Linked DNA regions of Mus musculus: all the other regions are linked to region 7. Evidence: chromatin loops called from intact Hi-C (ENCODE). Cell type or tissue: heart. All regions are shown on one strand.

Region 1 (4,000 bases), 71 kb before region 7:
GGCATGTACACACATGCACTCGCGAGTGTGTACACACACACATACATGTACACATGTACACACATACACACATACACACAGTTGGGGTCTCACTTTTAGACTACCTAAGAGGAGTCAGAGTACCAGAGACTTACTAGACTTGGTTAAGTCTCCCAGAACAGGAAAAAAGAAAAAAAAAAAAAAGAATGTTTTCCTCTGTTGAGCTACAAAAGTAAAAGCATTATGGAAAGCAGAACAAAAACAGCATTTATTGAGTGTTACAAGGACACGGCACCACGATAAGTGATTCAGATGGCTTGATGCACTCATGGTAAGTCCCACTCATCCATGCCCACTTCACAGATGAGGCCAGCCGAGTGTAGGCGGTCAGTGTCTATACCAGTATGCTGCTCCACCTCTAACCAGTGGCAGGCAGAACAAAGGACAAACACTCCAGACAATGAAGCTTCATAAACAGTCAGCAGAGGACACTGGTACTGTACTGATCAGGAGGATGAAATGGCACTCTTTTCAGCCTTCGTCCCAGACACATTGGGCGATCTCTGTCAACTCTTCGAGTATGCCTTTGAGTCTCTATTTACAAAACAGGAATAAGGCTTTCTGTTCAGTGGGAATTTTGTGGAAGAGAGAGCAGAAAGAATCTAAGAGTCAGTGGATACAGAGGAGAGCCTCTAGATGCTAACTACAGGGCACAGCATGGCTGTTATACACATCAACTCCGGGTAGCTGTGGTTACCTGCACAAGACTGAGCCAATCAACATTCCAGCATGAATAGGGAGGGGCTCTCAAGGTCAGACCCTAGCAGAGGTGTTATGGGCAGCTGATGGCCGCTGGATTGGGTAGAGTCATTCTTCTTTGGAGATGTGTCCGTTGGCAGATTACTCAGGCCTCAGTGGATGATCACACACTCGTGTGTATGGGCAGCACCAATTGCACTGAGGAGTATTATTGATAACAAAGAAAAAGTTTAGAGAGAACATGAAGCTGTGAGGGAGAAGGGGTTGGTAGCACTGAGGGGATTAGACAGAGGTAGTGGTGGATGGATACAATTAATATGCATGGTATGAATGTATAGAACTTTCAAAGAACGAAAATTACTGATTTTAAAAAAAAGACCTCCTGATCCTGTTTCATTTTATCACTAAGTAAGTAGGTTGATAAAACATGTGCAGTGTGTTACAAATATTTCATACTTGGGAATTGTTATATTTGTGGGAATACTTAAGAACTTGTAAAGCATCTCTGAAATCTGCTGGAAACAACGCAACAAGCAACCAGCACAAACCCTGCTTACTTGGGACTTGTGGGTTTGAACACCAGGTTTTCTTTCTTGGCCTAAGAGACTGTATCTGTCCCTCTAAGTCTTAAAAATGCAGGACTAAGAAGTGATGCAAAAACAGCCGAAATGACTTCATTACCCTAAGACCTTTGCATCAATAAGGCTATAGACAGAAATGCAAAACCTGTCTTACTCTGAACCAATCCCAGGGCCAAATTCATAATAAGAATCTTTCTTCTCCTTACAATTTGTGTAGACACAAACTTGGCTGCGGACACTAGTAAAGCTGGCTGCTGGCTAAGTGAAGGAGGTAATCGCCACAGCGTCCATGATCATTCCTTAACAAGCTTCTGTCTCTCCATTAAGCTGCTAAATAGAAGTGGCAGAAAGCAGAGCAGGTCTGTCTTTAGCTCCCCTAAAGTGACTGCCATGTAGACAGACCATCCTTCTAGGTTCAGAGAACAAGGTCATGCGAGGATCAGGTCTCCCTTTAATAGAATCCCCAGCCAGCCTGTCATTCCTTTGCTTTTCTTACTCAAAGTGCCAGGGACAGACCTGCCAACTTCCTTTTTTAGCACCACAATCTCTTGCCTTAACCAGACAGTCTCCTTCTGTGTTCCAATAAAGCACAGAACACAATCCCAGCTTCTAAAAACACATGGTCCTTGAGAGGACTTTTTTTTTTAACCAATGTACAATATAGTCACAAAGAGACATAAAAGCAAGGTAAGAGCCCAGAATGAATTACCTGATGAAAGCACTTGCCAATGATTTTACTCTCTAGCAACAAATTCTAAAGATACAATGGGCCTGAATTCAGTTGTTCTGAGTGCTGCAACCACAGTAGCCAGTCACCCAATAGCTAATGCAGAATGAGTTGCTGGCAACCTACAAATTCCCTGTGGTTCCTAGCATAGCTAGAGAACAAAAATCACAACTGGCATTTAGCTGCCCTCTCCAACAAAGAACCGCATCAATTCACCACTCGACTAATCTTAACATCGGACCTGCCAGAACCAAGAAAAAGACAATGCCAGGCAAGAAGACACTTAACTCTGAAGAGTGGAATCTCAGTCCTGGGTCCCTGGGATTCTGGCCAGTTAACTGCACAGAGTATCATGGGAAACCTCATAGGAAACGATGCCAGCTCCAGCTGGGATAAAGAGCATTTGTGGGAGACTGCCCGAGGACAGGTGGCTTATCATCTCTGCTGCCATTCTAAATGTCATCCTTGGCTCTCAGGAAGCCCTTCAGGGCTGCCTATGTGGAACACAAGATGTGGATCCTGTGCAAGGCTGCTCTTTCTGAGGTCAAGGTCTGTCATGGTGTTATTACTAGGCAGTGAAAGATCATCTAAGAAATCACTACTGTATGATTTGATGGGTATTCACTGGAGAGACAGTTTACGGCCTCACCCTCACCAGTACAATTTCTCAAGGAAGATTCAACCATTTCTCTCTTTATTCTGACAGCTGTGAACCCACTCTTTCCTCTTGCAGAAGACTCTATTCTTGCCCTGCTTCTACTAGCGAACCTTCATATAGCTTTATCAGATTTTCCTTACACATTTCTCACTCTATAGCCCAGGCTGGCCTGGAACTCAAACTGCAGTCTAAGCTAGAGTCTTAGCAGGGTTTTTCTGCTTCTGCCTCCCGAGTACTAGGATTACAGATGTGAGCCAGCACACCTAGCAGTGACTGCACACCTTCCTTTCCCTGCCTGATGGTTCTGAGCAAGGTACCTGTGTTGTAAATCAAGTTAGGTTTTAAACCCAATGGCTCCATACAAAGTAAAATGCAATCAAGTTCCTCAGTAACTAGCAATCTCTACTCAAGCTGCCTCTTCAACCAAGGAACCTTAAGGAGGATGAATGAATTTTAGAAAATTCTAGTTATCCTAGGTCATTCATCACAGTTGGTCTTTTCAAACATATATACTCTTAGATATGAGGCTGCTGCATACAAGGTCATAGAGAAATATATGCACACAAATGCACGTACATCCACACACTTGGAGAAGCAGCCAAAGACTGATGGATTTTTTTTTTTCAGTCATTCCTTCTTTATGAAGACCTCAGTATAATCTTTATCAGATGTTCATCTTCAATCTTTGCAGCAATGTCATTGGGGGGTAAATAAGAGTTACTGCTCTGTTCTACAGATGAAGAAAAAACACGTTTCTTGAGCCGGGCGTGGTGGCGCACTCCTTTAATCCCAGCACTTGGGAGGCAGAGGCAGGCGGATTTCTGAGTTCAAGGCCAGCCTGGTCTATAAGAGTGAGCTCCAGGACAGCCAGGGCTATACAGAGAAACCCTGTCTCCCAAAAAAAGAAAAAAAAAACAAAAACAAGTTTCTAAAGTGATTTGTTCAAAATTGCATAAATAATGATCCTTGGTAAAAAAAAGAACCTCCCGATACACATATACCTGAGTCATGCAGAAGACAGTGTATGTGAAGAACAGACCACCAGATTGCTTAATTATGACCCTTTGTTTAACCAGGGGAGGTGGGGTTGCTTTATCCAAAGACTTCTTAAATTTTTCTTTGAGAAAGAACTTTCAACCACTCTCCCAGAAGAAGCAGCTATTTTTCCTTTATTTTGATCAGATCATGGATGGTGTTTTCTGGGTTCCCACTGGCTTTTCTGAGCAAGCATATTCCCATCTGGACATGTAAGCCACAGTAAATGTCTTTGCAAAATAAAAATCATAAAACAAATCT
Region 2 (4,000 bases), 110 kb before region 7:
AAAAAAATCTTCATGGCAAGAGGAGTAAAAACCAAGAAAATCCCCCTTTGGCCTTGCACAGTGAAGAACACACTCAGGACAGACTCAAAGCAAAAGCACCTTGCTACCCGTGCTACTGGGTGTTCTCATGGGTGTATTCAGAAATTCGTTATTTTTGAAGAATCACTGATGTGTTAAACTTAAGGAAAACTATGAGATTGGACAGGTGACCGTCACTCAACTCTGGTGGCGAGAAGTTACAGGAGAGAATCTAAGGTTTCCATTGCTCTGAGGAAACACCATGACCAAGGCAATTCCTATAAAGGGAAACATTTCATGGAGGTTGGATTACAGTTTCAGAGGTTTAGTCCTTACTATGGTGGGAAGCACGGCATCCTTTGGGCAGATATTGTGCTAAGAGTTCTATATCTTGAACTGTAGGCAGCAAGGAGAGGACTTTGTCCCACACTGGGCAGAGCTTGAGCATAGGACACCTCAAAGCCCACAGCGATATACTTCCTCCAATGAGGCCACATCTACTCCAACAAGGCCATGCCTCCTAATAGTGACACTCCCTATGGGCCAGGCACTCAAATACCTGAGTCTATGGGGTCCATACCTATTCAAGCCACTAAAGTTGGTATGGAGTGAAGTTTCCAATTGTTCTGTAAAACACCCTCTGTCAACTCCTGCACAAACTAACTTATTCCTCTAGGGAAAGTTGTGACTGCACCTGCACGGGAGCCTTATACAAAGCTCCCACCCACAGAAAGTACTTAAGAACCAGATGTGGGAAAGGCACAAAGAAGCCTCAGTCAGGTTTAGTAAGGATAAGGCCACCGAGAAGCAAGAAAGTTGTTGTCTAAACCTTTCCTCTCTGCCCTAAAGCCAGTTCTTCCAAGATAGTCTAAAGCTGGACACTTGCCAATCTTGTGCAACAATCCTGCTAAGTTTGCTCACTGCAGCAATTCCCACTGCATCTGGCTTCATGACACTTTGCTGGCAAGGAAGCAAGCACAGTCTCCTTTCACAAGCACCCAGCAAGGTAGTAAAGGCCACCAGCTAAGTCACCAGGGATGTCTGAGCTATTTAGTGACTCTGATAAACAACTATGTAAAGGCTTCCTCTCAACTTCAAAAAAAACTTCCAATAAAAACCTTCACGCCTTTATTGCAATAAACAGAAAAAAAATGCATGTAGGGCTGACCATATCAGACATAACTAATCTTCTCAGTAGGTTCTTAAGAGACCAAATTCCAAATCTCAAAGAAGAAAAAAAAAAAAAAAAAAAAAAAAATATATATATATATATATATATATATATATATATATATATATATACACATACACACACACACAGCATAAAGTGTCTGTGCCAGTTAGGATTTGTTCTCTTTTATTTGGTTCTGTTGCTTTGTCAACTTGAAACAAGGTAGAGCCATCTTCAAAGAGAGAAGTGAATTGAAAGGGTGTCTCCGTCAGACTGGCCTATGGACACATCTGCACGTGAAGCATTTTCTTGATGAATGAGTGACGTTGAGAGGACCCAGTCTACCATGGGCAGTGCCGCTCTGGGCAAGTGGTCCTCGAGTCTATAAAAAGGCAAGCCAGTCCACAGCTTTCCTCTATGATCTCTGCTTCAGTTTCTACCTGGAGATCCTGCTCTAGCTTCCTTCACAATAAACTCTATCTAACCTGCAAACCGATAAACCGTTTCCTCCCCGAGTCGCTTTTGATCATGGTGTCTGCCACAGCGACAGAAACCTCACCAGGACAGTATCTACGTGGCGACTCTAACAAACAACCAAGCGTGCCTCTCTTTACTCTCGTATACTGTTTACTACTTCTCTAATAGAAAAAGCAGGAACTTAAGAATACAAATTATTGACCCATGATGGAATACTAACTCTGATCAGACATATTCTAAAAATAACTTAGCAGAGCTCACGTGAGAGCAAGCGTACATTCTCATACCTCTCTCGAGGGACCAGTGCCAAGTCTTTCAACGCTGGACTTACCGAGGACTCCCACCCACTCCCTGCTCACTAGCACCCTCTGAGGCTGAATGCCAGACTCCCACCTCAGCATGCTACCAGAGTTCCCTCGGTACTACCAGTGTCTCTATCTTCATTAGTCATCCAGGAGAACAGAATATCTCAGAAGGGTTTTCTGTTGGCCACCCACGATAAACAGTTTAGAGAAGCTGATCAATCCGATATCCTGGGATTTTTTTTTTTTTAATCTGCTTGTGTTTCTGCAGGTATCAACAAAGCACAGCTCTCAGAACGGGTTTGCTAAGTTAAACTCCACAGTGCCCTCCCTGATCCACTCACACTTTACTTGGACAAACCTGGCTTTCACACCGAGATTCAAAGGATCAAAGGTGTCACTCAGCCCTTATTCTTGAGTCTGTTTGTGGAAACTCGGGGACAGCCTACAGAGCAGTGACCCACAGGAGGAGCTCTGCACTCAAGCCAGAAACTCAGGCACACAGATACAGCTAGTCTAGGCTCAAATTCTGAAGCCTCACAATGGATGGCTGTCTGTGATACTTGATATGAACAAGACCTGCTGAACAAGGGATGAGTTTAAACTGCCAAGTGAAATCTTCTTGGGTCAATACTTCAGTTAATGTTCATCATAAACACTGGCTAATCGATACTAAAAACAGATTCAGATATATTCACTCCACAAGGATATAAAATGTAGGCTGTTTTGTGCATGTGTGTATTACTCCCAGGATCCAGACAAAGGCTTAGTAGATTGTGTGCTTTCAAATACTTACCAAATCCCTTCAACTTTCACAACTACCCACATGAGGAAACTAAAGATTAAGACACACACTTAAAAGGTATCTGGGAGAGTGGCTCAGCAGTCCATTGTGTGCCTAGAATGCCCGGGTGAGGGATAAGGGGTATGGCCCAGCAGTAAAGCACTTAACTAGAATGCCCAGTGAGAGGATGGAGCATATATCTAGTAATGTGAACGACGCTAGGTTCAATTCCAAGCACGGGAGTGGGGAAGAGGGGAAGTATACTGAGATTTAAATAACATATTCAACATTATACAACTGGCAAGTAGCAACATTTCTCTTTTTTTTAACATTTTTTTTAGGTGTATGGATGCATGTCATCATGTATATCTGTATGTCACTTCTGTGCCTGGTTTCAACAGAGTCCCAAAAAGGGCATTGGATCCCCTGAATTGGAACAACAGATAGTTGCACGTACCACGTGGATGCTGGGGATTGAACCCAGGTCCTTTGAAAGAACAGCCAATGGCCTTAACAGTTGAGCAACCTCTCTAGCCCCAGCATATTTCTTATACCTATAATATATCCTACATATACTTAGCCCATAATCCTGCATAGTTGTGATTATAACCACTAGGTTACTGCATAGCTTTAGCAGTCCTTTATTAAGAGCCTATTCGAGGTTTAAATGGAGTTAGGTACTTACTATATAATTCATATCTTCCTCTAGCGGTTGTGATAAATGATATAAGAAGCCAAAGAAAACAAACTGGGTATACCACAATTCTAAAACTAAAATTACACTCATAAAAGGAAGTATATCTTATAGACTAGGGAAAGTTGAACATAAAGCATGAAGATGAAGTTTCACCACTGAAGCAAAAAGTTAACTGCTGTACCCACTGTTTATCTCTTAAGAAGAAATGGGAAAATCCTGCTGTGGTAGTTAACATGACCATCAGAAAGCTGAAGTCAGAGGCCAGTGAGATGGCTCCATGGCAAAATGCTTGGCACTAAGTGTGACTACCCTCATTCAATTCCCAGCACATGCATGGTATAGGAAGAAACTGACTCCCACAAGTTGTCTTCTCACTTCCATGCATGTGTGCATGTATTGTGCACGGACACAAGTACACACATACATACACAGTAACTGTAATTTTTAAAACTTTTTAGAATAAAAAGAAAAGGTGAAATCTATTGTGTTGGTACACACTCATCTGGGAGGAGGAGTCTGGAGACTGAGGAGGAGTTAGAGGCTAGTGTGAG
Region 3 (4,000 bases), 51 kb before region 7:
TAAGAAATACTCTATGTAAAGTGCTTGTCACAGTGTTGAGCACATTTCGAGTACTCAGTACTACAGGTCTTACCATAGCCACCTGTAAACGTGAGTGTAAACAGAATGTGTATGGTACGCAGAAGGATCTGAGCCCTCCTTTTCCTTCAGGATGTCAGGGTGCTACCAGGAAAAAGGATGGGTTTTCATCTGCCCCAAAGCAGACAACCATGATTAGGAGCTGCTGTTATGAGAACGAATCAAAAAGACTTCTAAAAGGACTAACAACATGGCTCAGCAAGGAAAAGTGCTTGCCATGCTAGTCTGAGGACAGAAGTTCAATCCTCAGGGCACACACAGTAGAGAAAACCAACTCCTGGATGTTGTCCTTGGACCTCCACAACCACACCATGGCATGTACACCAGAACTTACACTCACACACACAAAATCTTTTAAATTTTGTACATGTGTGTGTGTATGTGAGCGTGCGTGCGCACGTGAGAGGTCCAAAGCATTGGATCTCTTTTGTGAGCCACACTACAAAGGTACTGGGAACCCAACTTGGGTCCTCTGCAAGAACAGTACACGTTTAACCTTCCATCTCTCCAGCTCTAATAAAAAGAATTAAAAGGCAGTACAAAGAGTGTGTATCTACGTAATGGGGGCTGGAGGCGGGGGCTAGAAGGAAGAGCAGCAAGAAAGCACAGACAACAGGTAAGAGGAGTCAGAGGTCAACAAGCTGACATCAAATATAATTCCAAAGTGCCTGAAACTGTAAGAGAAGACATAAGTTGTCTAACTGCCTCCTAAATAAATCCCTTTCTTCCTCCTTATTCTAATTCACTTCTTATCCTCCAACAAGCCTGGAACATCCTTAGCTGAAATCATTTCTAAGCTGAGACAGAAAGAAGCAAGGAGGTCCTTTTTATGGGAGTGTGCACATGAGGCCCAGAAGAACAAAGCTGGGGCTGAGGAAGAGGAGGTGGCAGGCAGGGTGAGTCTCAGGTCAGAGGGACTGCAGGAGTAAAGGTCACAGATACAAAATAAGCACACATTCTTCCCACAGCTGCTGCCTAACAAAGGTAACTCTGAAAAGTGTGCAATCAAGAATCAATGGAAGCAAAAGGGAGGGCCTCAGCTCCTCAAGGAGCCGAGCCAGAATAAAAGCCCACAATTGCGTGAGCATGTGCATGCATGTACGGAGAACTACGGTGAATCTTACTATACTTAGGGAAAATTACATTTCTGACTTCAAACATGCACTCCACTATGTTCTGAAACTCAAGAAGCGTGCTGTCAATGACCCCAGCTCTTGAAAAGACAAGTGCTATGCAGGCACAGAACACCAAATACTTGATACAGAGGAGTGCTAGAGATACTATCTCTCTTCATCCAGTGGGCTAGTTACACTTTTCTTCCTCAAAGCAAATTAAAGCCATTATTAATCAATCATAACTGTTCATGCTCCCAGTCTGGCCCATACCAGAAATGCTCTTTCATCTTTGGAGACAGGACAGGTCCAGGGCTGCCCTAATACAAAGGCTAAATAAAGAACTGAGTTTGGGTCCAGGGAAATGACTCATCAGATTAAGGCACCTGCTGCCAAGCCTGAGGACCTAACTTTGATTCCCAGGCTCATGTAGTGGAAGGAGAGCTCTGACTCCTGCAAGTTGTCCTCTATGTCCACATACACACTCTGGGGTGTGTGTGTGTGTGTGTGTGTGTGTGTACACCTCCACACACAATAAAAAAAACAAATGTGATTTTCTTTAGCAAAGAACTGAGTTTAGGGGCTGGTGAGATGGCTCAGTGGGTAAGAGCACCCAACTGCTCTTCCAAAGGTCCGGAGTTCGAATCCCAGCAACCACATGGTGGCTCACAACCATCCACAACCATCCGTAACGAGATCTGACTCCCTCTTCTGGAGTGTCTGAAGACAGCTACAGTATACTTACATATAATAAATAAATAAATAAATAAATAAATAAATAAATCTTTTAAAAAAAAAAAAAAAAGAACTGGGTTTAGGACTGGGGATGTCTTTCAGTTGGTAAAGTGTTTGCTTAGCATGCACAAAGCCCTGTATTAATTACATAAACCAGACCATGGTGGGTAGAACTGTAATCCCAGCATTCCAGAAGACTCATTCAAGGTCATCCTCAGCTTCATAGCAAATTCAAGGCCAGCAAAGCCTACATGAGATTCAGTCAAAGATACTCACGGAGGAAGGGGAGACAGCAATTGTCCCTCCTTAGCCTAAGAAAAATAATAGGCAGATCCAGATATGCAATCCAAGTGTGCATAAACCAAATGCCAGGAAGCTGCCTGTGTGCTCAAGGCCTCCACTCTACCAGACACTGAAAGTCCCAAGGTCAAAGTGTCTTAAATCTAGTAAAATGTCACCTCCATCATCCATTCTGGTCTCCTGGATGCAGAAGCCCTCAGAGTAACCAGCTGTTCCAGGTATGGCTCCCTTTCTTCCCTGGCAAGCATGTGACTCACAGGACAGTGGTGGACACTCACTCCTAGTTAAGGCACTAAGGAACATAATTTTTAAGGATGCCCTGAAAGGAATCCCTTTCATCTCGGAAAGACAAGCCAGCACCAAAGAGTCACTTCATCGTATCTCTACCTAACAAAATTTTCCTCCCACAATGACCAATTATCAAATTTACCGTTATTTTTCACAACTCTTAAGTCTTTAATGTAGATGCAGTAAGCACACTTCAAAGTGGCCTAGTCTGATTTCTTGGGTTTTATTTTCCTTTTGCTAAAAGACAAACCTATAATAAAAACTGAATATTAACTAAAATGTCTTGGCAAAATCTTAGTCATCCATAAATGTAAAATTGGGGGGTGGGGGGAAGCTGTGACAAAAAGTGTGTTGCCTCAGAAAAAAAGAATTGATCCCTGCACATGTATAAATAATCAAGAGCCAGCCAGCCTCCACAGTAAGTCCACACACATGCTCAGAAAGCCACAACCAATGATGTTCCTACTCCAGCGTGCCAACATTCTTTATTCACAGCACCTAGCAAAGTATCTCAGTCATACTCCAGATCCAATCCATGGTTCTTCATGACAATCTGTAAAATGGACAGAAGCTATAAGGGATGATTGCACAAAACTTAAAACCAGAGCTCCCAACTATCCGTCTGCATCTGCCATAAACACAAAACAGCCAATTGTACAACTACCACATGTCTCTCCCCTCGCTCTCTTTTCTACAAACCCTGAGACTGATAAGGAGAGACTGGAAAGCTCAGGCTGTAGAGCATTTGGCCGAACATGTGCCTAGCATGCACAAAGCCCAGCGATCCACTCCCAGCACTGCATAACCAGGCCTGATGATGAAAACCCCAAATCCCAGGACTAGGGAGACAGACACAAGAGAATCAACAGTTCAAGGTCATCCTTGCCTACATAATAAGTTCAAGACCAACCAAGGACACATGACACATTGTAACTGATTGACTGGTTGGTTGATTAGTGATTTAAAAATATGAAGAGGTGATAAAAAAAAAATCCCATCACAGCCACCAGCAGCCATCAAGCCCAAGTAGTCTGAAGAGTATTTCCCTGTGCGTAATTGTCTTCTTTAAGTACTGGTATCTTTTTTTCACTTCAAGCCAACAAAACCAACCAAGAAAGTTGGGTCTATCAGCTTACCTTGGTAGCCAGAGACCACCTGGAGGGCAAGGCTCTTTATAGAGACCTAAGATCTTCTATAAGATTAACTCACCTAATAGGATTTGGGGATTCTAGGAAGGCCATTATGGTGTCTCCTACAAACCAGAGACTCCAAAGGCTTTAACCATTCACTTTAATGTAATCTGGCCTAATCTAATCAAGGCTGTCTCCTTGCATTCTGTCAGGGGACTCCGAGCAGTGGTCTAAAAAATGAAGGAAAGGCAGATATATACCAGCCTTTATCTACAAATTAGTTCAGATCTGGCTATTAATGTGGGAGGAGAAGGAAAGGCTGCCTTACCCTGCTAGTTTCTGTGATCTACTAGGCTA
Region 4 (4,000 bases), 56 kb before region 7:
GGAGTTGAGGTAGGCAAACCACCAACACAAATGGCTAACAAGAGAAAAAGATCTATCATTCACTTGTTTACTTAACGATCACTTTTAGGATCAGCACTCTATCCAAAAACTCAAATTCAGACTTGAAATAATTCAAACAGTAAGTATTTACTTCGTGTGTAATCTAAAAGAGGAAAGGGATAGGCAGAGCCAGTTTTGAAAAGGACGGGAGAGTAAATAGTTTAGGCTGTTGGGGCCAGATGGTCTTGGTTACAAGGACTCAATTTTGCTGTCTTAGCATAAAATGTAGCCAAAGACAATAACATAAATGAACAACTATGGCAGTATTCCAATAAAACCTTATTTATGAACACTTGAATTTAAATCCATATAATTTCCATGTGTCATGAAATAGTCTTTTAATTTTTTTCCCAACTATTTAAGAATATCAAAATTGCTCTTAGGCTCACAAATGTATAAAAACAGGTAAAGACCTAGTTCTGGCCTCTGGCCTATTCTTTGTCAACTTCCTTTAGTTGCCTGGGAATTTAGGCATGTAGACCTTTATCAAGAATGATTAAGACAAGGACGAGGAAGGTGGCTCGGTGGGGACAAGCTTGAGGACCTGAGTTTGAGTCCCCAGGACCCAGGTTAAAGAGTAAGATGGTTACCACGCCTGTTAGTCACCCCAGTGGGGTGAGGAGAGTGGAGACAAGAGGATCACTGGGGCTGGTTTACTGCCGACCTAGATCCAGGTCCAGTTAAGACATTCTGTCTCGTGGAAATAAGGCAAGGACAGAGCAGAACATCCTGTCCCCTGCTCTGGCTTCAGCAAAGCAAATACAGACACACGCATCATGCAGCATACACACATTATAACAACAACAACAACAAAGTATGGTAAGTCAATTTGCTTGCCTTCTAAGATAAACTAAAAAGTACAGTGGGCACCTGTGATAAATGCTAAGAGAAGCGTGCCTAGGGTTACAGGATCCAGAAATGGATCAATTACAGAAATTTCTCTTAAATAGCCTAGACAGTCTTCATTAAAAAAAAAAGAATCGAGTTTCCTTTGGGCTATTCTAAAAGTGTCAAAAGTTACTTTCATAAATAAAGAGATGAAGATTTTTCACTAAAAAAGAAAATAGTCTTCAAGATCTGCATCTGCTGTAACTTTATCGGAACATGCCAGGGTGTGTTTGGGAACATCCTTTTGAACGATCATGCCAGGCCAAGACCTCCAGCAAAATCCATTCTCCAGTGATTGGCCAGGAAGTGAGCACATCCCAGGTGGTGGTTGACCAAAACTCTTCATGGCAAGTCGACAGGTCTCCCCTGTTTATTTCAACCAGGTTCCTTAGCTGTCACAGATAATAGTTCTCAAAGTACTGTGACTGAAACAATCAAAAATCCCCCTCCCCCATTTAAAGGCCAATGACCAGAGTCTTGAATGTTTCCTTGCACCCCTCTGGCTCTGCCTAATCAAATCGGGTTTATTAGAGGGTCATCTCTAATCAGCCCTAGGTTTTATCTACATTTGATGATGCTTAGGCAGATTTAGTTTAATTACCACGAATGAGCAAAAGCTTGGGTCTTGAGACTTAATCCTCATGTCACCGCTGTCTGTCCGGATGTTTTTGTTCTGAGGGGAAGCTGAAAGAGCAGGGAGCCAAGCTGATACCATCAGCTGTGTATTTAATTAAAGCACAAAGCGGGCTGGGGAAGACAGCAGATCAGCTACAACACTGGTAAAAACGAACATCCTGGTGGCTCCGATTCCTCTTTCTATACAATGACATCTTTCCCAAACCCAAGCAGGTGAATGCTGCAGCCTGAGTGAGCCTCTCACTTCTCCAAGCTCACAGAGAGTCACTTGGACAGAGAATCTGTAGCTACGGCTGCCTAAAGCTAAGAGGAACCACACCCCTTAAATAGAATCGCCAAACTACCTGTGCCCACAGAAGCTTGGTGTTGGGCTTGTAATGGACCCAACATTCCATTAAGTAAGGCAATTCAAGCAGGTTCTCCCACTTAAGAGCAGAAAGAACATACAGTTAGATTACTCTCCATACAGATCCTTTCTTGTCAGGGAGGACACAGATTTGTCCCCATTACCTACTAATCTCTGCAGCTTTGCCATGCTACGCTAGGTGATGGAGACAAAGTGTGCCACATACATTTGTGAGCCAGTATGGCCCAGGCTTTTTATGTTTTGTTCAGGGTTTACTGGTTTGGTTTTTTGTTTTGTTTAGATTGTTTTGTTTAGACAAGCTGGTCTCAAAACTATGTAGTGAAGGTGACTTTGAACCTTTGAACCTCTTGCTTCTACTTCAAAAATGTTGGGACATTAGATATGTACCACCATGCCATCTAGATGCAGTGCTAGGCATGGAACCCAGGACTTTACACACTCTGGGCAAGCACTCTCCTGGGCTACATCCCTAGCTCACACTCTTATTTTTAAGGTCACAGGAAAGCATGACATTCATAAAGGCAGGAGGAAACATGGAACAAAATAAATACATTTTCGAATGTAAGCAAAAATTAGCAAATCTGGATAAAACCCAGGAAACCACAGAATAGGTGTTTCTGTTTGTATGAGGTTCTCTGCCCCATCAGAGACTATCTGCCTCAGAGAGACTGTATCTGTGTAAGGATTATAAGGAACCTGAGCCTTTAAAAGAACACAGGTTGAAGATTCATTGTACTCTGGTGGCAAGCTCTTATTTCTCAAGAGCCCTTTCCAGGGGATCTTGTGGTCAGCAGTGGGAGGACCTATAATTGATCTGTAATGGATCCATGCTACTCTGTACACACTGCAAGGGGCAAGGAAGGGAAAAGGGGCTAAGAGCCTTCTGTCAAAATCACTGAAGGCAACTTTATATGCCCCAGTACAGGGGAATACCAGGGCCAAAAAGGGGGAGTGGGTGGGCAGGGGAGTGGGGGTGGGTGGATATGGGGGACTTTTGGTATAGCATTGGAAATGTAAATGAGTTAAATACCTAATAAAAAATGGAAAAAAAAAATAAAAAAAAAATAAATAAAAATCACTGAAGGCACGGAAAATGGAACAAGAAAGAGACAGGACAAGAGAAAAGCTCACCACAGATTAGCTCTCAGATTGTAGTTAATTGTGACCCTTTTGTCTGTGTTCTATGTGTCTGTTTGTATGCATATATGGCTATGTGCTGGGGGTTGCTCTGGTGCTATATATAAAAATGCTAAATTGTGAACCCCAAAGATCTGGTTGCCCTCCAGAGGGGTGCATCCTCTCATACACAGGCCTTTGTTGTATGAACCTTGCTCCCCAATTGAAAGGCATTGGTTAATAAAAGCCTAGAATCTGTGACTGGGCAGTAGACAGAAAGGCAGGACCTGAGAATCAAGTGAGGGGTCCCAAGAGACACTGTGGGAGAGAAGGAGAAAGAACAGTGTGAGCAGGGGTCTCTGTTAGACGGATGGTCAAGAAGCACATGGCTGAGATGAAGTGTACTCTGGAGACAGACTGACCGGAGCCAAAGCAGCCCAGGAGAGACTCAAACAGCAAGTCACAAGGGGCATGGGGTTTGGATAGAATAGCATAGAATCTGCCCAAGCTAGGCTTTCAGCTTGTAAATAAAATACCAGGTTTTTGAATCTTTTATATGGGCTAGCTAGAATAATATTTCACTAACATGTATGTACACCTATATACAGTAAGCACTTAGTAACTAACTCACTACCTGTGTTGGATTCTTTTGGAGGGGTAGGTAGGAACAAGTCCTCATACAGCCGAGGCCAACCTCAAACCCACCATGTAGCCCAAACTGACCTTGAGTCAACAATTCTCCTGCCTCCACCTCCAACGTGCTAGGAATACAGAAGAGTTGACACCCTGCCTAAAGTCCATGACAGTTCAGAATAATGAACATGTCACACCAGTGGTTTTGCCAAAGCTCTTGGTTTTGTCCCAGGGCCCTCCTCCTCTGTCCAGTACAGCCTATGGACCTGCCCAGGCTAACTACACTAGTACAGCCAGAAG
Region 5 (4,000 bases), 170 kb before region 7:
ACCCATGCCTACCTGTGACCCTCATCATGACATTATGGACGCTAACCCTCTGGAATTGTAAGCCTTCATAGTTCTATCAGAGAAACAGAAAAGTAATTAATATATTAACAGTGACACACTTATTGACAGAAGTATAACTTAGTCCATGATAGAATAGAGACTGCATAAAAGCAATGATTCCCTGATGTTTCAATGCCTTGCGATATACTTTACTTTTTCCAACTTGATAAATGGAGCCATTAATCATTTAATTAGTCACTGCATATTAAAACAACTCTGTAAGAGTCATCGAGTTCACAGTTCAAGATCTAACAATGGCAGGTACCTTCAACTTCTAGAAAGGAACTAGGAATCCAATGTGCTGGAAACAGAGCTGACCTTCTCCCAAGGCAAAAGCCTTTCCAGGACCAGAAAGAATTCTGAGAGTACAGTTAACAGTCTCTTAAAATACGTGATCTAGAACTTTAGAAATTCCATCTCCTTAATGTCTTAGAGCTTTCCAACAACCACTGTAAGGTCTACATGGCCAATCCTAAGCCACTTGCCAATGGCTAATTTAGGTCTTACAGATTAAAAAGGTATAAGGGCCGGGGCCCCAGAAGAAACTCAAGTCTCAGTGTTCCTAGGGAAATGTTAATGGAAACTTCAGGGACTTCCTTAAATCAAAGACATGAAATATTTCAGCATTCTAGGACTTAAATGGCCCTTTGGGAAGTCCAATTAAGATTAATAACATTAGTTTGGCACAAGCTGTAGTATAATCCTGGCACTTGAAAGATGGAGACAAGAGGATCAGGAGCTGAAGGCCAACTTCAGTTACAGAGAGTTCAAGGTCAGGTTGGATACAATAAACACTCTATCTGCATTTCTATCCACACAAACACATATGTGAACACACACACATACTAAAGATCTTCTACAGGTAAAGGAATACCGAAATGCAGGGGCACGGAAGATTTATGTATGTTGGAGGATTATAGACTTACAAGGTTGTCTCAAAAATAAATAAACAAATAAGCAAGGGAAAGTGCTATCTCAAACTCAGTTAACCTTTGGAATCCATTTTACACAATACTTACTGAGGCCTGGGTACACCATCAGAGATTTTTATTTAATTAGTCTGGAATGCAGCCTGGGTTAAAAAAAAAAAAATCATGCCTCCCAAGTAATTCCCCTGTACATATAATTTTGAGGAAATTACCTATTCTGTTTTATTTTCTAGATATTCAAAAGCATCATCAGAACCCAAAATGCTTAGAAGGTGGCCTTAATGCTGCAGCCAAGATATCTGTGGCATAAACACCAAAGGAACCTTCACAAAGAGCTCTGAGTCCACTTGAAAAATCTCCGCTGGTAGCATTAAACATTGATTTGTTCAACATCCTTGCCTGAGACTTATATAAAGTCCTTTTATAATTCATTTTTAGGAATGAGTACATCTTCAAGAAACCTGATGTTTCTCCCATACTCAGGAAATCAAAGTCAAGTGCCCTTTCCTGTCTCACTCATCACACGTGCTCAAACACTGGGGTTGAGCTATGCCGCTAACCTAAACTTTGCTCCCTACATACTTGTGATTTCCATGGTTTATCCAAGTTTGGAAATGATTTGATTCATTTCTCACAGGCATGTTATAAAAATAACTTTGCTAGAAAACTTGTTTTGAGGCCACTATGGGATATATTGAGACAGGCCGTATAATAAATAAAGGTTGATGTTATTGGATTCTTTCCTCTCAGTTCCAGGGGATTTCCTACTCGCAGAAGGGTTATCTGGAAACCTGGTGTCCTTCAGGTTAAATCATGACCAAACAGTACCAGAGGAACCTGCTGCAGGGACTCCAGAAAAAGTCCATAATCGTTTCTTAGCCTGTGATCCCAGAGCTGGGCTTTTTCTGCATGGAGTCTCTTTAAATTGAAGCGTGTCCAAAGTTCACAGACACCGAGTTGAAGCTCTGACGTGGTGCAGCTGCCCTGCTCCTACAACATATATTTTGATCCCCCCCCCCAAGCCCTCCTACCCGCCTCAGAGTGAGTTCCAACTTCTTCCTTTGCACCCTGTTCACCGAAGCTGGAATTAATGAGCCGGCAAGCTGGCAGAAATGTCTCTCCACAGCTGTCTTCTCCAGCAATTATTCAGGGACAGTGAAGGAAGTCATTAACAGGCCTGGGAGTCAGCCAGAACCAGCTCAGCCACACAATGCTCTAAGCCAGGGCCCCTAGCCAAAAGGTCACTATTTATTGGGGGGTTCGAATGGGAAGAGGTAAAAAGTCATACAGAGAGGAAGCTAAGGGAGCAGGTTTTCATTGAGTTTTCCTGGCACCTTCAGCAAGGATAATTTCTTCTGTTTAAAAAAAAAAAAAAAAAAGTCTAACTGAACAGATGAAGTGATCATCAGGGTGAGTCCAGGGCAAGGGAGAAAGAAGGCCAAGGAAGTGCCTCTCTGAAAAAAAAAGTCTGTCTTTTTTAGGCCAAAACAGCTGCCGGAGACAGTAGACTCCCACCCTATGCCCAGGTGAAACAGGTGAATATCTCAGATGTGGTTTCGAAAGGACCACTGAGACAGACTGCTGGAGTGTGGAATTTATTACTTATCTGTGCCACAGACAGACAGACAGACAGACAGACAGACAGACAGACAACAGTGTGGTATGGGCTCTGAAGAGAGGAAATTAGGGCCCACAAGGCAGAATGAAGTCCAAGGCTTTTCTAATAACTCTCTGAGGATGTGGGGTAGCTTCAGGGCACAGGCCTTTAATTAACCTCTCTGATTTCCTGGCAAGAGTCAGGGAGGAGGGTAGGATGCATGGCCATCAATAACTCCTCTGATGGAAACTCCCTTCCCCAGGTGAGAAACCCTGGCACCTGGAAGGCTTAGTTAAGAGATTGACAACAAGTTGTTGGTAGGGTGCCTGTAACTCAAAGGGGAAGAAGAACTGTTTCTGCTGCTGTGGCTGGAGGAACGACTGGATTCCAACATTATATTCTTACACCAGAGAGCTCCAGAAGCCAGGAAGACAGACAGGTGACAAATATGAACACCATCTTAACTAAAGAAAATGATCTGAAAGCCAGAATCTCAATACACAGGGCCAGCAAAACCCGAACACTATATGCAGGGTGGCCTAGCTCTTTTCCTGTATGAATTGCCTCCAAAGTGACTGATACATTTCTACTGCTGTGAATTAAACAAACAAACAAAACGTGGATTACAGTCTACCACTGAAGAAAAGTCAAGGAAAGGACTTCAAATAGCTGGTCATACCACATCTGGGAACAAAGAAGATGTATGTACAAACTCACTTGTTTGCTGGCTAAATTTCTTCATTCTTACACAACTTAAGACCCTCTGCGTAGGGAATAATGCAGCCTGAGACTCACTTCCCAGATGGTTCTAGATTGCCCTTGAGTGTTTTAAAGAGAGATTCCCAATGCTGCTTCCAGTGAGCTTACACAGCTATGCTTGCTTTCTCCATTGAGAAAAAAAAGTCTAGATTCTATTGTTCGGGAGTTAGACAGGTGTCTAAACTCATCCTTATTCTTTTATTTCTTTTCTTTATTCTTAAATAGATCACTTAAGAGATATTTTTTGAGAAGCTGGTCCAAACTGACCCTGATCCGGAAATGTGTCCCTGCCTCTGAGTATAGAATAATATTTGGAAGCAAATTAGTGTGAACACCAATCCCCTGGAACAACAGCAAAGCAAAACCACCAGAAAGCAAAGGCCTACAAGGCGAGCAGAAGGGAAGAGTCTGATCATAGGCTTAAGGTCAGGTTGGAGATATTTTCATGTTTAAAATGATGCCAGCCGTGATCTGATGTACTGGTTCTGCAAAGTTCTGAGAACAAGAAACATACTAAAAATGTTATTGTAGAACACATGTACAATACCTACAAAAAACATGTGCGTGACCCAAATATACACTCATAAAATACACATTATTTGAAATAGTACTATTTCAAGTGAGATAAACAGAGACTCTTTGATTCCACTTTGTG
Region 6 (4,000 bases), 90 kb after region 7:
CCTCTTGATGTGACATTTGGAGAACAAAGAGCAAAGGAAGAAGATACTGAAAATATTATTTTGTCTTTTTTTGTGTGTGTATGCATGAACTTGTGTGTTTGTATGGATATGTGCATGTCTTAGTTCCTGTTCTATTGCTATGACAAAACATCATGACCAAGGCAATGTATACAAGAAAGCACTTAATGTGAAGTTCAGAGTTACAGAGGGTTAGAGTCTGTGACAATCATGGCAGGAAGGCAGACAGGCTTCATGCTGGAAAAATAGGTATGAGCTTACATCCAATCCACAGGCTCAACATAAAGGTTGGGGGGAAGGGAGAGGGGGAGGGGGAGGGGGAGGGGGATGGGGATGGGGAGGGGGAGAGGGAGGGGAGGGGGAGGGGGAGGGGGAGGGGAGGAGGAGGGGGAGGGAGAGGGGGAGGGAGAGGGAGAGGGGGAGTGAACTGGGGATGGCTTTGAAGTTTGAAACTTCAAGGCTGACCTCCAGTGACATAACTTTTCCAACAAGATCACATTGCTTAACCTAGTGGTTCTCAATCTGTGGGCCATGACCTCTTTGAGGGGTCGAATGATAAGACCATCAGAAAACACATATTTACATTGTGATTCATAGCAGTAGCAAAATTACAGTTATGAATAGCAAGGAAAATAATTTTATGGCTGTAGGGTCACCACAACACGAGGAACTGTATTAAAGGGACCCAGTACTGAGAAGATTGAGGGCAACTGTAAATCTTCCCCAAATAATTCCATCAACTAGGGACAAAGCATTCAAATACATGAGCTATTGGGTGAAGGTGGGGATTCGTATTCAAACCACCACAGTGCCTGTGGATGTAGGTGCCCATGGAAACCAGGGTCTGGTTACAGGGAGTTGGGAGCCACCCAAGGTAAGTGAAGGAACCAAGCTCAGATCCTCAGATAGTGCAGTAAGTGCCACTGAGCCATTGCTCCAGTCCTGGAAAACACCCCTTGGTGAATCTCATCCTCATTTTGTTTCCCATAGGACTTCAGCAAAAGTTGGCTCATAATGGTCATTACCTTTCTCTGCCTGAATTGTTTTGGTGTGTGTGTGTGTGCCCCGTGGTGGTGGTGGTGGTGGTGGTGGTGGTGGTAGGCTCGTGTGTGTGTGTGTGTGTGTGTGTGTGTGTGTGTGTGTGTTGGGGGCAAAGATCAACCAAGCTGCAGAGGCAGGAAGTGGTGTGGTATGTAACTGGGATGAAAGGTCTGGGCTCTTCCTCCTGCTTCTCCCTCCCCCTCTCATGCTGTGATTGCCCCTCTCCTCTGTATATCTTCCATACCACACTCTGTTTCCATGAGCAAGCCCTACCCTCCCCGACTGAAGCAGGAGCCTTACTTCTGTAAGTCTTCTCTGTGGCAGGGATGTTTTAGTAATTATTTTACACCTGGTTTAACCCCATGGGAGTCGTTACTGTAAGGAGGTAACAATAAAACAGGCTCATTGGAATTTCCTGAAGGTAAGGCTCTCCTCTAAACAGTCTCATTGTGCTCAACATAATAGCAGAGGCTGTTCCTTTCCATGACAACTTTGATTGGCAGGGAAACCCAGACAGCAAGTTGGAGCCAAGAGTTTCTTCTTTTGTCCCAGGGATTGGGCCCTGTTCCAGGCACCATTTCAGTGGGAGAGCCAACGTTGATAAATAAATGTCCTTGGCAATCACCTTTTCCTAATTTCCGGTCCATTTCTTGGCATTCCATAAATATTTCCACTCTTGTTACTGTGTGGCCTTGCAGACTTTACTCTCCAGGAACTCACTATCTAGCAACAGCTGAAGGTAAGGAATGCAGCAAACAGTTGGAGATGCTTAATTCTGACTGTTAACTTGATTGGATTAAGGAGTATCTAGTGAGGGCTTGGTGAGATAGCTCAGCAGATTTAAGACACCTGCTGCCAAGTCTGAAGATCTGAGTTCGATCCCTGATCACTGGGACCCACGTGACAGAAAGGAGAGCCAATTCCTGCAAGCTGCTCTCTGATATTGGTGTGTGTTCCATGGTACGCAATGGCTCAGTCTGTAAAGTGCCTGCCTCACAAGTGTGAGGACCTGAGTTTGATCTTTGAGACCCACAAAAAAATTAGGGTGTGACGGCATGTGCTTATAAATCTACAAGATTATAAGGAATGAGAGGCACGGGTTCCCCTGGAGCTCTCTGGCCAGCCAACCTAGTTTATGTGACAAGTGAGAGACCCTATCTCAATAAACAAAATGGATGGTGTGGTGGTCTGAATAGGTTTGGCCCTCATAGATTCGTGTGTCTGAGCACTTGGCCATGGGGAGTTACACTATTAGGAGGTGTGGCATTATTGGAGGAGGTGTGACCTTGTTGGAGGAAATGTGGGCTTTGAGGTCTCCTATGCTCAGGCTCCACCCCAGTGTGGGACAGTCTCTTTCTGGCTGCCTCTGGACCAAGATGTAGAATTCTCAGCTCCTTTTCCAGCACCAAGTATGCCTGCATGCTGCCATGCTTCCTACCATGATGATAATGGACAGAACCTCTGAAACTGTAAGCCAGTCCCAAGCAAATGTTTGCCTTTATAAGAGTTATCTTGGTCATGGTGTCTCTTCACAGCAATGAAACCCTAAGACAGATGGCTCCTGAGGAATGATTCCTGATGTTGCCCTCTGGCGCGTGCGCGCGCGCGCACACACACACACACACACATACACAGAAATTCACACATGTGCAAAATGTGTACCTAAGGCATTGGTGAGGTACCTCTTTGAGCGTGTCTATGGGGGTGTTTACACTGAGTAATAACTGAGAAGGGAAACCCTACTTAAATATGGCTGGGGTCCCAGATTGAGTTAACCTAAGTAGTTCTGTCAATCTGACAATATTAACTGCTACAAATGAGTAAATATATGGGACAATTGTTGTAATTTACCAAGGGAAGTTTTCTTTAAAAATAACACTATTAGTGTTTTGGGTTGGATTGTTCATTTTGGGAAGAGTGGGTAATGTTCTGTCTACGGCAGTGTCTGGCAGAATCCTCTGCCTCTAGATGATACTTGGGACAAAAAAAAAAAAAAGTCTTCAAAGTTTCTGTATTTATCACAGTGGGAAGGGATGAAATTGCCCCAATTTAAAATCATTGTATTGGGACTGGAGAGATGGCTCAGCTGTTAAGAGCACTGACTGCTCTTCTAGAGGTTCTGAGTTCAAATCCCAGCAACCACATGGTGGCTCACAACCATCTGTAATGGGATCTGATGCCCTCTTTTGGTGTGTCTGAAGATGGCTGCAGTGTGTGTGTGTGTGTGTGTGTGTGTGTGTACATATTCATATACATATGCATATACATATATATGTATACACACACACATATATTAAATCTTTAAAAAATCATTGTATTGGGGTATACTTAGAAAAGTTAAAATATTTCAGAATGCTTATTGAGTGTCATGCAAAATGAGGGGACAAAAGGGGGTGGGGCATTGGTCATTTGGTTATTGTAGTACTGAGTGTCTTACTTTGCTTTCTGTCACAGTGATCACACCACAACCTGAAGGAACTTGGGGAGGAGAGCTTTTCTTTCATCTTACATTTCCAGGTCACAATCCATCATTGAGTATAAGGCAGGACCTGTGGGGAGACACTCCTTGGCTCATTTTAGCTATTTTTTTTCCTGCACATACAAGGACCACTTGCCTAGGGATAGTGCCTCCTATAGTAGGCCAGACCCTGACATATCAGTCATTACTGAAGACAATCTCTTACAGACATGGCCACAGAACAACCTGACCTAGGCATTCTTCAGTTGAAGTTCCCTCTTCCCAGATGAATTTGTGCTTTGTTAAGTTGACAATAAAAGTTAATAGAATTCTCCAAGCTTTTTCAACTTGACACACAAACACACCAGGGATAAACTATATATAACCTTTGTCTTTGTTGCCACCAAGATCTCAATATCATAACATAAAACACCATCAAATTTAAAAGTCCCACGATCTTTAAAATTTCTCAACAGTTTAAAA
Region 7 (4,000 bases):
CGGGGCGGAGGATGGGGGCTTTCCATTGTCTTCCTTGTCGGAGCCCGACGATGAAGCCAGCGAGGGAGCCCGGGTCCGGCCGGCTCCTATACCACCCGCCGCACCGGTTCCTAACCCGGCCCGGGAGCGTCTCTCCCGGTCTCGCTGTGATCGAGACCTCCGCTTTTTCCGGAGTCCATGTCCCCGCGTCGGGCCATCCATGGTTCTTTTAACCGCGCCGGGGATCTTCCCCGTTCACCTACCCGCGCGCCACAGGCTCGGGCCGCGGCCACACACACACACACACACCCCAAGAAGAAAAAAAAAATTGACACCGAGCCCCCCTTCCTCCTGCACGGGCTTTTCCCTCCCGCCGCGAGGAAGGGCGCGGGGGAGAAAGCGGCTGGGAGAAATAAAAAAAAAAAAAAAAAAAAGAATCCGAAGAAGAACAAGAAGGGAGGGCAGGGGGGAAAAGAGAAAGAAAAAAGGGGGAAGGGGCGGGGAGACGGGGAGGGAGGGACGGGGAAGCGAGAGGGCGAAGTGTGGGGCTCCCCTCTGCACCGAGGGTCGGAGATGCCTGCGAACAGCGCCGAGCAAAGTAATGGCTGAACACACAGGTCTCCTTTACAGAGGAAAGGGGGAAAAAAATAACTCACCAAGCAGGCAATAAATCAGAATAGCGGAATGCTTTGATCAAGAGACTGGGGAAGCCCTCCCCGCGGCCATGCTCTCTCCCCACCACTGAAATCGCCTTGCTTCTCCCTTTCTCTAGAGACCCCCCAAAAAATTTTAAAAAAAAAAAAGCCCGAGGTCCGAAAAGGTCACGGTGAAGTGAGGGGTGGGTGGCAATGAACTTCACCCGCCCCCTCGTGCAGGAAAACACCCCACACCTCCGCCTCTCTCACACACTCGCCTCGCAGAAAAACTCACTCCCGGGCTCCCAGTCTTTTTTTAAGAAATGCATCCAAGGGAAGCCAGGGCTGGAGAGCGAGCTGAGAGGGGCGAGACCCCCCAGAGAGGGGAGCATAACCACGCAATCACAAGCGGAGACAGAGGTTGCCCGAGGAAAGGAGGAAGGGAAGGAGGAGGACGCTGAAGCAGTTGTGGGATTTTTTTTTTTCGGTCTTCAAGGGGGGGAGGAGGAGAAAAAGATGAAAGAAGAGAAGAATTGCAAAGCCTGGCGCGTGCCACCGACCCCCTCCTCACATACACATGCACGCACGCACACACACAAATTGTAGATCTCCCCCCACCCCCAGTTCCAGAGGTCACCCTTCTTCCAAAAAAATTTAAGATAAAATTATAAAGGGGGAGGGGGTGAGTCAGTCAACGAGGAAAGCAAAGAGCAGTCTCCAACCCGAGATACACCGGTGTGGTGGCGCCGCCGCCTCTTCTTCGTCTTCTTCTTCTTCTTCTTCTTTTTCGCGTCGCCCCGCCTGAGGAAGAAGCGCTGCGAGATGCCGCTCGCTCTCTCGCTCACTCGCTCGCTCGCTCTCAGCTAACGCTGCCTCAGCCGCCGCCGCCGGAGCCCGGAGCCCGAGGGTGCACGGCGTGTCCCCGGGCGGCTGCAGCCAGAGCCCGGGCACGGCCTCATCCTCCGCCCGCCTCGCTCACACAGCGCCCGCTCCTCCCCCTCCGGCCGGCCCACCGCCGCCGCCCGCCTCGGCCCAGCCCCGCGCCCGCCCGCTTGCCGTCTCCCTCTCCCTCTCTCTCTCTCTCTCCCCCTCTCTCGCACGCGCGCTCGAGCTCGCTCACCGGCGAGCGCTCTGGAAGACCGCCCTCTTCGCGCCTCGCTCTGCGCGCGCTCCCGAGGACCGCCCTCCTGGCTCTGCACGCGCTCCCGAGAGCTACCCCCTCCCCTCACGCCTCACTCGGCGCGCTCCCGAGGGCCGCCCCCCTTTCCCCCTTCGCGGACTCCCGAGAATCTCTCACGCCTCGTTCTCTCTCCCCCTCCCCAAAACCCCCGGCACCACGGGGCGCGCTCCCGAGGGCCGCCCCTTCCACTCAGGCACCACTAGCTGCGCGCTCCCGAGAGAAGCCCCTCCCCTCGCGCCTCTCCCCCCCCCCCGCTCTCTCCCACGCGCGTCCCCGTCCCCCCTCCTCCCGCGCGCCTCGGGCCGGGCTAGATCACGTGACCCGCCCCCCTCCCCTAGTTGTAGAGTGTGTGGAAAGCAAAAAGGCTGAGGGGCTGGCCACCGCTCCACGAGCCCAGGGCATGCGCGCTGGGGCGGCCGGGCCTGCGCACTTGGGGGCGGAAGGGGTCTCCAGAGGCTGTGGGGGGTGTGTTGGAGGGGTCGGTCACAGGCCGGTGTGGAGTTGAAGTTCGAGGGCTTGGAGGCTGCCCCAACATCCCGCCAAACGCACGGAGGACTCGCGCGCGCACGCGTAGCAGGCACCTTTCTCCGGACACTTGCTCCCGGAGTGCCTTATCTCCTCCACTCCTGAAGCTCTTGCTGGCTCAACTACTCTGAAGTACCTCTAGGTGTTTTGCCCGCGCGCAAGCGCGCGCCCGGTGCAAAAAAAAAAAAAAAATTTTTTTTTTAAATAAAAAGTGCTTGCAGCGCGGGGAAGTGCAAAGTATGGACCCAAAGAGGTTGCACTTTGGGGACAAGAAGAGTAGTCAGTCTAGTGCTGCGTCCAGGCTCATCAAGCAAGAGTTGGAAACTTTCCCCCGACCCCCTACTCTGCGTGGTAGAACACTGAATGCCAGAGTGCCCCTGAACCCAGGCGACCCCCGCCCGGCCAGCACTTTTGGTCTCTCTGTGGGAGACACTTTGAGGAGGCGCTAGCCGCTTTGGAGCAGCCAGACACCGGGAACTTGAACCTGGAGCAAGGGACTGAGTAGCTCGGGGCCGTCCCAGTCTGAGGACTCCAAACCGCCATCCCCCTCGCTGCAGACTTCGCTTACTGCTTAGCTGCAGGAGGATGGAGCAGAGGTGGCTTCCCTACGTTTTCCACCACGATGTAACGGATGCTTATAAAAAGTTGTATTAAAGAGCTGACTACAGCCCAGAATCGATCAACCAAAGCGACCAGCCTCTCTGGATAAAATAGCTGTGCGTTTTTTCAAGGCACTTGGAATTGATCTATACTCACCGACAGTCTTCTCTCAGCAATCTCTTAGTTGCTTCTCTTTCTGTCCAAGCACATAAACACTGTGGCACATCACCCCTCACCCCTAGCAACCCACACTTGGCATGAAGGAAAAGAAAACAAACTGACATTAATTGCTCACAATGAGCCAGGCACCGTGTTACAATGCTTTGTACGCGGATTTCTACTGTTCTGAATCCCAGTCTGCACAGAACAGAACAAGAAGGTCAGAAGCAGTGGAAGAGAAAGAAAACGTACCTTTCTCAAATGGGTAAACGGATGGATGCTTTTTTTTTTCTTGCATTCAACAGATATTAGGGCTTCACAGCTGTAGGTTCAGGAATACAGTGGCACCCCAAACAGACAGAGAAGTGCTTGAATCTTATTTTCTGGCAAGTGAGTCTCTTTGTCTTAACACTTCCAGATTTAGTGGTTGGTTTCTCAATACTTTGTTTTTAAGTCACACTCCAGCTTTCCTGTTTCAGGAACCCAGGTCTGTGAGCATATGGGTAGTGGGAGACAAGGAGACAGAAGAGATCAAGTGGAGTGTGAATAAGACAGGCTTTATGTCTGTCCAGGGGAACAAACCATTTAACCTTAGGCAAGACTTTCAAATGACTAATTTTCTCATCTTGTAAATCAAAGAAGTTCAATTAAATGTTCAAAAAGTTCCCTTTCAAGCTTCCCAAGGCCTTCTTCTTGAAAACATAGCATCTTTTTTTAGTACATCCTGTGCTTTTTTGTTTCCCCCTTGAGAATGGTGTTGTGTGATAAATGTGAATTTATTAGGGAGCAGAGTGGCACCTTCCAAAATTACTTAGCTATACTGACTGTTGCTGCCCCCGGAGCAGTCACTTAAATTCAGACTCCTGTACTCAACCTCTCTTCTAGGATGCTCTTGCCCTCAGTGGCTGGAACCCACGCTGAG

Evidence for each region. Peaks named below come from ENCODE experiments on the same cell type or tissue, not always from the same donor. Only the 100,000 strongest peaks of a DNase experiment are listed, where the experiment ranks them.
Region 1: it touches region 7 in a loop (2.3-fold over the local background); 7 of 42 quality-filtered maps call a loop at or near these places.
Region 2: it touches region 7 in a loop (4-fold over the local background); 6 of 42 quality-filtered maps call a loop at or near these places.
Region 3: a loop joins it to region 7, with 7 times the contacts of the local background. A loop is called at or near these places in 5 of 42 quality-filtered maps.
Region 4: a loop joins it to region 7, with 4 times the contacts of the local background. A loop is called at or near these places in 8 of 42 quality-filtered maps.
Region 5: it touches region 7 in a loop (2.5-fold over the local background); 2 of 42 quality-filtered maps call a loop at or near these places.
Region 6: it touches region 7 in a loop (1.9-fold over the local background); 3 of 42 quality-filtered maps call a loop at or near these places.

Annotation. Positions count from the first base shown.
Region 1 is chr5:132,470,788-132,474,787 of GRCm38, forward strand. The region is part of intron 1 of Auts2 (autism susceptibility candidate 2); the gene reads right to left. Among named protein-coding and RNA genes, the nearest start is that of Auts2, 70 kb to the right of the region's middle. In heart, no CTCF peak of the experiment used is centred here; DNase peaks (open chromatin) are centred at 1,834 and 2,404; H3K27ac peaks cover 1,242 bases.
Region 2 is chr5:132,436,175-132,440,174 of GRCm38, forward strand. All of the region lies in intron 1 of Auts2 (autism susceptibility candidate 2), which reads right to left. Among named protein-coding and RNA genes, the nearest start is that of Auts2, 110 kb to the right of the region's middle. In heart, a CTCF peak has its summit at 2,426; no DNase peak of the experiment used is centred here.
Region 3 is chr5:132,490,692-132,494,691 of GRCm38, forward strand. All of the region lies in intron 1 of Auts2 (autism susceptibility candidate 2), which reads right to left. Among named protein-coding and RNA genes, the nearest start is that of Auts2, 51 kb to the right of the region's middle. In heart, no CTCF peak of the experiment used is centred here; a DNase peak (open chromatin) is centred at 1,570.
Region 4 is chr5:132,485,419-132,489,418 of GRCm38, forward strand. All of the region lies in intron 1 of Auts2 (autism susceptibility candidate 2), which reads right to left. Among named protein-coding and RNA genes, the nearest start is that of Auts2, 56 kb to the right of the region's middle. In heart, no CTCF peak of the experiment used is centred here; a DNase peak (open chromatin) is centred at 1,643.
Region 5 is chr5:132,366,818-132,370,817 of GRCm38, forward strand. All of the region lies in intron 1 of Auts2 (autism susceptibility candidate 2), which reads right to left. Among named protein-coding and RNA genes, the nearest start is that of Auts2, 170 kb to the right of the region's middle. In heart, no CTCF peak of the experiment used is centred here; a DNase peak (open chromatin) is centred at 2,164; H3K27ac peaks cover 362 bases.
Region 6 is chr5:132,632,112-132,636,111 of GRCm38, forward strand. No RefSeq gene overlaps it. Among named protein-coding and RNA genes, the nearest start is that of Auts2, 91 kb to the left of the region's middle. In heart, no CTCF peak of the experiment used is centred here; a DNase peak (open chromatin) is centred at 1,560.
Region 7 is chr5:132,541,623-132,545,622 of GRCm38, forward strand. Auts2 (autism susceptibility candidate 2) reads right to left here and starts at 1,598. Exons shown (of 20, transcript NM_001363480.1): 1 at 1-1,598. The coding sequence starts at 201. In heart, no CTCF peak of the experiment used is centred here; DNase peaks (open chromatin) are centred at 929, 1,719, 2,269 and 2,739; H3K4me3 peaks cover 3,376 bases; H3K27ac peaks cover 3,211 bases; H3K27me3 peaks cover 154 bases.